Linked DNA regions of Homo sapiens: region 2 is linked to region 1. The links are chromatin contacts, found by Hi-C or POLR2A ChIA-PET in ENCODE. All regions are on one chromosome and are shown on one strand. The core of a region is the stretch at or near the end of the contact, and the rest is flanking DNA. Distances in the headings are between cores, read along the strand shown.

What was found. Hi-C counts contacts between places; a loop is a spot of excess contacts on that map. ChIA-PET counts read pairs that join two places held with the same protein, here RNA polymerase II (POLR2A).
Region 2: a loop to region 1 is called in a map of HepG2, with 7 times the contacts of the local background. The contact joins two enhancer-like sites. A Hi-C loop is called at or near these places in 1 of 168 maps with a recorded cell type or tissue (HepG2). POLR2A ChIA-PET finds 5 or more read pairs at or near these places in 5 of 52 experiments (AG04449, GM12878, Panc1 and 2 more).

The regions. Positions count from the first base shown.
Region 1 is chr3:32,345,656-32,349,631 of GRCh38, forward strand. All of the region lies in intron 1 of CMTM8 (CKLF like MARVEL transmembrane domain containing 8), which reads left to right. Among named protein-coding and RNA genes, the nearest start is that of CMTM7, 44 kb to the right of the region's middle. Within about 2 kb of position 1,761, at least 3 of the 41 ENCODE cell types and tissues checked have a DNase peak (open chromatin) inside an H3K27ac peak, as active enhancers do.
Region 2 is chr3:32,419,432-32,423,407 of GRCh38, forward strand. All of the region lies in intron 1 of CMTM7 (CKLF like MARVEL transmembrane domain containing 7), which reads left to right. Among named protein-coding and RNA genes, the nearest start is that of CMTM7, 30 kb to the left of the region's middle. RefSeq lists enhancers at 209-1,408, 640-699, 760-829, 920-999. Within about 2 kb of position 2,654, at least 34 of the 41 ENCODE cell types and tissues checked have a DNase peak (open chromatin) inside an H3K27ac peak, as active enhancers do.

The DNA.
Region 1 (3,976 bases), core at 511-3,010:
ATCTATCAAAAACCAACAACACATATAAAAATGTAAAACATTAAAATGATAAAACAGAATAAAATAAGGATTGCCACCATCACTTGTGTTCTGGAAGACGGTTCTGGAGATTTAAGCCAATGCAATAATTCAGGAAAAAGAAACAGGTGATATAAATATTGGAAAGGACCAAAGCTGCTGTTACTGCAGATGGCTTAGCCAGAAAATTCTAGAAATCAGGCAGACACAGTGCCTCACACCTATAATCCCAGCACTTTGGGAGGCCAAGGTGGGCAGATCACCTGAGGTCAGGAGTTTGCAACCAGCCCAACCAACATGGTGAAACTCCGTCTCTACTAAAAATACAAAATTAGCTGGGCGTGGTGGCTCATGCCTGTAGTCCCACAGGCTTGGGAGGCCGAGGCAGGAGAATTGCTTGAACCCAGGAGGTGGAGGTTGTAGTGAACCAAGATCATGCCATTGCACTCCAGCCTGGGCAACAAGAGTGAAACTCCATCTCAAAAAAAGAAAAGAAAAGAAAATTCTAGAAATCAGCTGACATCAGTAGGGTGGTCAAATACCTGTAGACCCAAAAGGCTTGTGAAAAACAGAAGTTCTTACTCCCATAACTCCCCATGTTTCTCCTCAGAGACAGCTACTCCGGCTTTACCCGTATCTATAGTTATAAATAATATGTGAGCTGTCATCTTCTGATTCAATTCTACATGTTAACTAGTCACTTCTTGTTACCTTCTCTCTTAGCTTGGGCTGCCATAACAAAATACCATAGACTGGGTGGCTTAAACAACAGGAATTTATTTCTCATAATGCTGTAGACAAAGTCCAAGATTAAGGGGACAGCAGGGTAGGTGTCTGGTGAGGGCTCTCTCCTTTGGTTGCAGACAGCCACCTTCTTGCTGTGTCTTTACATGGCCTCACTCTGGTGCATATCAGTGGAGAAAGCATGAGAGGAAGCTCTCTTGGTGTCCCTTTTTATAAGGGTACTAATCTCATCATGAGAGGTTTAGACTGCATCTAAACCTTATTACCTACCAAAGGCCCTACGTCCTGATACCATCACACTGGGATTTAGGGGTTCAACATATGGATTTGGGAAGCACACGTTTGGTCTGTGGCACCATCTACATGATTGAAGCTTCCTTTCTCCATGTTATAATTCTTTTTTTTTTTTTTTTCTTTTTTTGAGACAGGGTCTCACTCTGTCATCCAAGCTAGAATGCAGTGGCACAATCACAGCTCATTGCAACCTCAACCTCCTGGGCTCAAGCAACCCTCCCACCTCAGGCTCCTGAGTAGCTGGGACTATAGGCATGCACCACCATGCCTGGCTTGCTTGCTTGCTTATTTACTTAATGTAGAGACAGAGTCTTCCTATGTTGCCCAGGCTAGTCTTGAACTCCTGGGCTCAAGCAATCCTCCCGCCTCAGCCATCCAAAGTGCTGGGATTCCAAGGTATGAGCCACTGTGCTCAGCCTATTCGTTTATGATTTAAGTCAATATTCTGTGTTTATTATCCTTACATAAATATTATTTAGAGCTGAGTGTTGTAGTGAACAATGATTTCTTTTGATTTTTACTAAGGTTAATAATAGAGTGGGTTTGTTTTGTTTTGTTTTTTGGTTTTTGGTTTTTTTTGCTTAGGTTTTTTTTTTTTGGCGTTAGTTCTCTCTTTATAGACACTCTGTTTCTAGAAACAACTCGCCTGCAGCTGGCTGGCTGGACCAGCACACGCTGACGGGGCTGGACTATTTACAGGCCTATTGTGGGCTGTACTTTGGCCACCCCCCGGCACAGCACTCAACTGTGACAATAAAATAAGTTAGGTCCAGCCGGGCAGGGCTTGGAGGGGGCAGGGACGGGGGCTTTACACACAAGTGCTGGGGGGCTTGGGGCCTCAGTACTCTCAAGGGCCGGGCTTTGTAGCTAATTTTGTCTCACATTTTTTCCAATTGCCTCTCAGTGAAGTTTCCCACAAGGCCAATCACGTCACATAATCAGAGTTCCCATTTTTATCTTGGATGTATTTCTCCTGGGGCCCTCCCTTCACTGTCATCTGTGGAATTCCTTTTGCCTTTCTGTTGGGTTGAATTCCTTGTTTTCTTATCTTCCTTATTGTCCTCTTTCTTGCTTTCCTCCCACATTGTGATGGAGAAGTTCCCTAACAGCTTCAATCGATAAAAAGAAAGTAAAATGACATCAGGCATGGTGATGAGAGCCTTTAACGTGGTTTGGCTGTCTTTCGAGTCACTCTGTTCCAGTCTGGTTACCTTCTATGTCTGAGGCATCTGTCATGCTTGGATTTCCCTTCATCCTGGGGATGACCTTCACCTCTCTCTGTAGTTCTCTTGTTGGTTTATTCCATGTTGCCTTTTTTAAAGTTTATGCTCTCCTTTTGGTGAGTCATGTCCTTCAGTAGATTCCTAAGAAAGGGTGCATGGAAGGTAAATTTTTCAGATATTACATATCTGAAAAAAATATATTCTCCACTTGCCCTTCATTGATAATTTTTGCCAAGTAATTTCTAGATCAAAAATAATTTTCTTTCAGTAATTTGAAATCATTGGTCATTGTCTTCTAACATTCTATTTACTTTTAGAAAAGATTAAAAACCATTCTTGTTTCTGCCTCTTTTATTAGGCAACCTGTTTGTTCTCTGGTGGTTTAAAGAACCTTCTCTTTGTACCTGATGATCTGAAACTTCATGATGTACCTTGATTTGGGTCTATTTCATCCACTGTGCTGGGTACTTAGAGGAGTCCTTTTATGTAGAAATTCACATCCAGAAATTCTGAGTTTTCTTGAGTTATCTGATTTGAGTTTTCTTGAGTAGCTGATTTCTTTCCCTCCATTTTCTTCACTCTCTCTTCCTGGAACTTTTTTTTTTTTTGGAGACAAGATCTGACTCTGATCTCAGCTCACTACAGCCTTGACCTCCTAGGCTCAAGCAATCCTCCTACCTCAGCCTCCCAAGTAGCTAGGACTACAGGCACGTGCCATCACACCCAGCTAATTTTTGTATTTTTTTGGTAGAGATGGGGTTTTGCCATGTTACCCAGGCTGGTTTTGAACTCCTGGGCTCAAGCAGTCCATCCACCTCGGCCTCCCAAAGTGCTGTGATTACAGACATGAGCCACCTCTTCTGGCCCCTGGAACCTACTAATCAGATGTTTGACCTTCTGAACCCATCCTCTAACTTTTTTACTTTATCTCACCTGTTTTTTTCTTTTCGTTGTTTTTATCTTTTCTAGGTTTTCTCGATTTTATCATGCAGCATTTCTATTGATTTTTAATTTCTACTATTCCATTTTTAATTTAAAAAACTATTTTTGTTTTGAAGGACTATTTTTATGTCCTTCTTGCAACCTCCTGTTTCTTTATCACTTTTGTAATATCTTTTCTCTCTAAGATACTGATGATTTTGGGGTGGGAAATGTTTTCTTCTACCCCTTCAAAGTTACTTTCTTCCAGTTTGTTTTTTGGTTTTTGCTCTCTGCCCTGTTATATAGGCTTTGCTTTCTTCATAGATCCAATAATCTTGGTTATCTGCCTATGCTTTAAGAGTGCAAAGCTCTCTGGATGCTCTGAGCATGTGGATGGGGCTTATGAACCTTGAACTTCATTGAAGATTGACCTGGCTGGGCTGTGTGTTGGGGAATCCCCAAAGTCAGTATCTTTGTCTTTTTTCTTATGCTAATGAAGACCTGGCTGCCAGTATTCTTAGAACCAAGCAGAGGGAAAGGTTAGGGATTGGACAGATGAGGAAGTCTTCATACTGAATACTTAGTCATTTAAGGCCTTTGTTTCCACTATAATGTTCAGACCTTCAACTGTGCGCCTCAATCCAGAGACTGTTTCGTTTTACCTTATTTACAGTGTTTCTCAATCAGAAGTAATTTTGCCTCCCAGAGAACAATTGGCAATATCCAGAGACATTTTTGATTGCCATTAAGAGTGGGGAGGTGGAGCACAGCTGCTG
Region 2 (3,976 bases), core at 1,404-3,903, 75 kb after region 1:
CTTTTCCTTGTTCCCTGTGTTGGGGGAAAGCATGCAGTATCTCATCAAGTATCATGTTAGCTGTGGGTTGGTTTTTAGATGCCCTTTCTCAGTCAAGGAAGTTCCCTCCTATCCTTGCTTGCTGAAAGTTTTGTTTTGTTTTGTTTAATCATGACTGGATATTGAATTTTGTCAAATGCCGCTTTTTCTGTCTCAGTTGATACGAATATATGGCTTTTCTTGTTTTGTCTGTTCATAAGGCATATACATTTGAAACATTTGGAAGTACTGAACTACTCATGCATTCCTGTGATAAACCTTAGCTGTGGTACATTTGTATTTCTTATATATGTTGGATATGATATGCTAATATTTTATGGAGGGTTTTTGATAGCCTGGAGTTTCTCTGTAAGCTTGTTAATGACTCAACCCACTTTGCGTCCTTCCTTTTGAGATATTCATGTATTCATGGTCTAGTGTGGGTTATTCTGAATCCTGGTCTCTCTTTCCTCTCTGTGTGGTTGGTGTTCTTTTGGGTTTATCTGTTTCTCCTTTTTGCCTACATGTTAGAAAAACTTGAAGTTATGCAGCTCAATTCAGGAACAGGATGTAGGAAGAAGTATTTGAGTCCAGTAGCTAGATTCAAATTGATTTGCGTCACATTATTGAGGTCCTACCAAGTGCTGGGTCCCTGTTGTCACCTTAGAAGAACAGTTTATTTGTGTTTATCTGAGCAGTCTAGTTCTCCATTAGCAGGCACATGAGAGGAGGTATTGTTGAGGATGAACCTTTCGTCCATGTCTCTTTGTGGCCTCCCTGTTTCCTCCAGATGCATCCAGATCAGGGCAGAAGCAGAGCCTGCTTCATGGGGACTGAAAGGCCTTCTTTGTCTTTCCACCAGGAGGCTTTTGCAGTGGCAAGGAGGCCTGAGAATGACCCCGCAGGCCGGGTGAGGGGAAATGTAGGGAGTGGCCAGGTTCCAGCCTAACAGGTTATTTTTAAAAAGTGAAGCCCAATGAGGTGGGGAACTTTCTGAAGGGAGGTCTTTGTTTTCACTTGGCACTCAGATGACTCAAAAGTGAGAAAGCAAAGGAGAATGCAGGCAGCAGGGGAGGGCTGACTCTACGCCAGCCTTCTGAAATGACTTCAGCTGTACCTGGGCCTGCAGGTCACAATGATCATGCCTTTGAACTGGGGACACGGTTGAAAAGGCTGGAGGAGGAAGAAAGGGGCAAGGTGTCCACGCCATAGTCCCACTGTCTGCCTGACTGAAGGGCGGTTTACCACAGCTGGCTTTTTGTTCCCTAAAAAATGCAGCGGCCAGAGAGCAGGTGGGAGAGGCCCTCTCTGGGGAGTTGTTCCTCAGAACTGGGTCTGGGGGCAGGAGAGGGGGCCAGCTAATGGCCTGCAGAAGTGGCAAGGCCTGCTGCCTGCTTGCTTGACTCAGCGGTTTAGTTTATGGCAGAGTTTGCACAGACGGAATCGCTTGACCATGTTGTCAACAATCTGAGGCAGCCAAGCCAGCCAGGGAAGTTTTTTTGTTGGTCTCACCGGCTGTCTGGACCCTCCCACTGGAGGCGACCCTGCTCCCCACCTCACCGTGCAGCCTGGGTCCCTGGAGGCTCCCTGGGACATTCCTGCCACCTGCTGCCCTCCTCTCCCACCCAGCTCCTCTCCCTTTTCTTCTGGCCACTATTCTGATTTCAGTCCCCATTGCCTTGCTAGAACTGACACAGCCTCCTACAAACTGACTTCTGTGTCTTTTCTCTCCCATCTCCAGTCCACCTGCTACTAGATTCATTTTCCTGAAGAACAATTCTGCTGTGGCTCTTCTCTGCTCAATAACCTTCACTGGCTCCCCATCGCCCACCTAGCATATCTACTTCCTCAGCCTGGAATCTGATCCCCACCCCATCCCGCCAGCTTTGCTTCCCATCACACCTCTTCACATACCTGTGCAGTTTGCCTAACATGGACAACAACCCTCTTGTTCCCAAATATACTCTTGTGCTTTCCCACCCCTATGCCTTCTGTGGCTGTGTTCCCACTGCCAGAAGCCTCTGATTCCCCTTCTCTGTGTGTTGGAATGCTTTTGTGGAGTCCACACCAGGGCCATGTCTGCTCTTCATACGGGACATGCCTGACCTTCTCCTTCCTCTATTCCTCACAAATTGTAGCTCTCTGGTGGTATTTATCCCCTGTTTTGTTGTCGTTACTTGTGTCTGGATCTTAAGCTCCTTACCCTTTAGGACAGGGTCCGTGTCTAAGCTGTCCTCATATCTTGCTCATCTCCTGGTGACAACACACTGCACTTAGAGGAATCATCATTTTTGTGCTACTTTGTGCCAAGACCTCAAACATTATCCTATTTGTTCCTCCCAAGAAACTTCTGAAAGAAGTTTTAATACCTAACATTTGTTGAGCATTTACTGGAGCAGTACCAGGCTGTTCTAAATATTTTGCCTGAATTAGTTCATTTAATCCTTGTATTAACTCATTAACTCTTTGTAGTATATTTGATTATTATCCCTCATGCCAAAGATGAGGAAACTGAGGCCCAACGGGGTGAACTAGCCCCTACTGTCTGTGTTGAGTGACTGTCTGACCTGTGGGGGTTGCTAGCCATGCTTTATTGCTCCTGTTTGGCCTTCCTTCCTCTGATGGAAGGCAAGCCTTTGGCTAACACTCATACTTCCTTCCCCAGGCCCCACAGGGCACAACGTGATGATCACACGTTCTCAACAATAGTGATTTTTCATCCGTGACACATGCTTACAAATCCCTTAATGGCTTTTCTATTCTTGTTTTGTCGTTTTTTATCCCAGACTAATTTCTTCTTCCCCAGGCTGGCACTTATTTGGCATTGTGCTGCCTGGGGTTTTAATCAAGGCGGCCTACACCCACATTGTGAAACTCAACAGGCACTCACTTCTGGCACGGGCCCAGGGCTGGGTGCCAGGCCTCCTGCTGGGACTGGCCCCACAGCTTCTCCAAATATTTATTTCCCCAGGATAGTGGCAAAAGTACTCAGCAGCAGAACTATTTCTTCTGTGTCAAGGTTCCTTAGGATTATCTTTGGCAAAATGGCAACCAGTGCCGTCTCGTAGCCCTAATGCCAAGCACAGAGCTGGACGTGTATTTGGCCATCAGTAGATAATCCTTGAATGAATAACTTCATTCTCCTTTCCTTTTTAAAAGCTAGGGTTGCCTGACTGGGAAACCAGGAAAATTCTGAAAACAGATGTATCAGTTAGCTTTTGCTAGATAACAAATACAGACACTTCTCAACTTATGGTGAGGTTACTCCTGAGAAATCCATTGCAAGTTGAAAGTACTGTTAAGTCAAAAACGCATTTAATACCCTCAACCTACCAAACATTATAGCTTAGCCTGGCCCACCTGAAACATGCCCAGAACACTTACATTAGCCTACAGTTTGGCAAAATCATTTAGTACAAAGCCTATTTGGTAATAAAGTGTTGAATAACCCAAGTAATTTATTGATGTTCTACTGAATGTATATCACTTCCATACCATTGTAAAGTTGAAAAATCATAAGTTGAACTATCATAAGTCCAGCCATCATAACTGTAGGCACAAAACCTCAGTGGCATACAGCAATAAAAGTTCATTGCTGACATGACTGAGGTCAGCTGGGGATTGGCTCTGCTCATTATAAATTAGGCTTGCTTCTGTGGCTGGGGGTTGGCTGCTGTCATCTGATCTGGGCTGGCTTCTCCTGGGGTAACTGCAGTGACAGCACTGTCCACGTGCCTCTCATCCTTCTGAGGCCAGCAGGCTAGTAGCTCGAGTAGAGAAAAGTGGTCAGATAATTGCATTGTCACAAAGCACACATTGGGTGGTATGAGCACACCAAACTCAAAAGGACCTACCTTTGCTGTGGCACTGAAGAGTGGCCACATTTCATTTTAAGAAAAATCAATATGTAGATATATTTGCTGGTAGAACTCTCTTTTCAAATGGAATCTTACAGAGA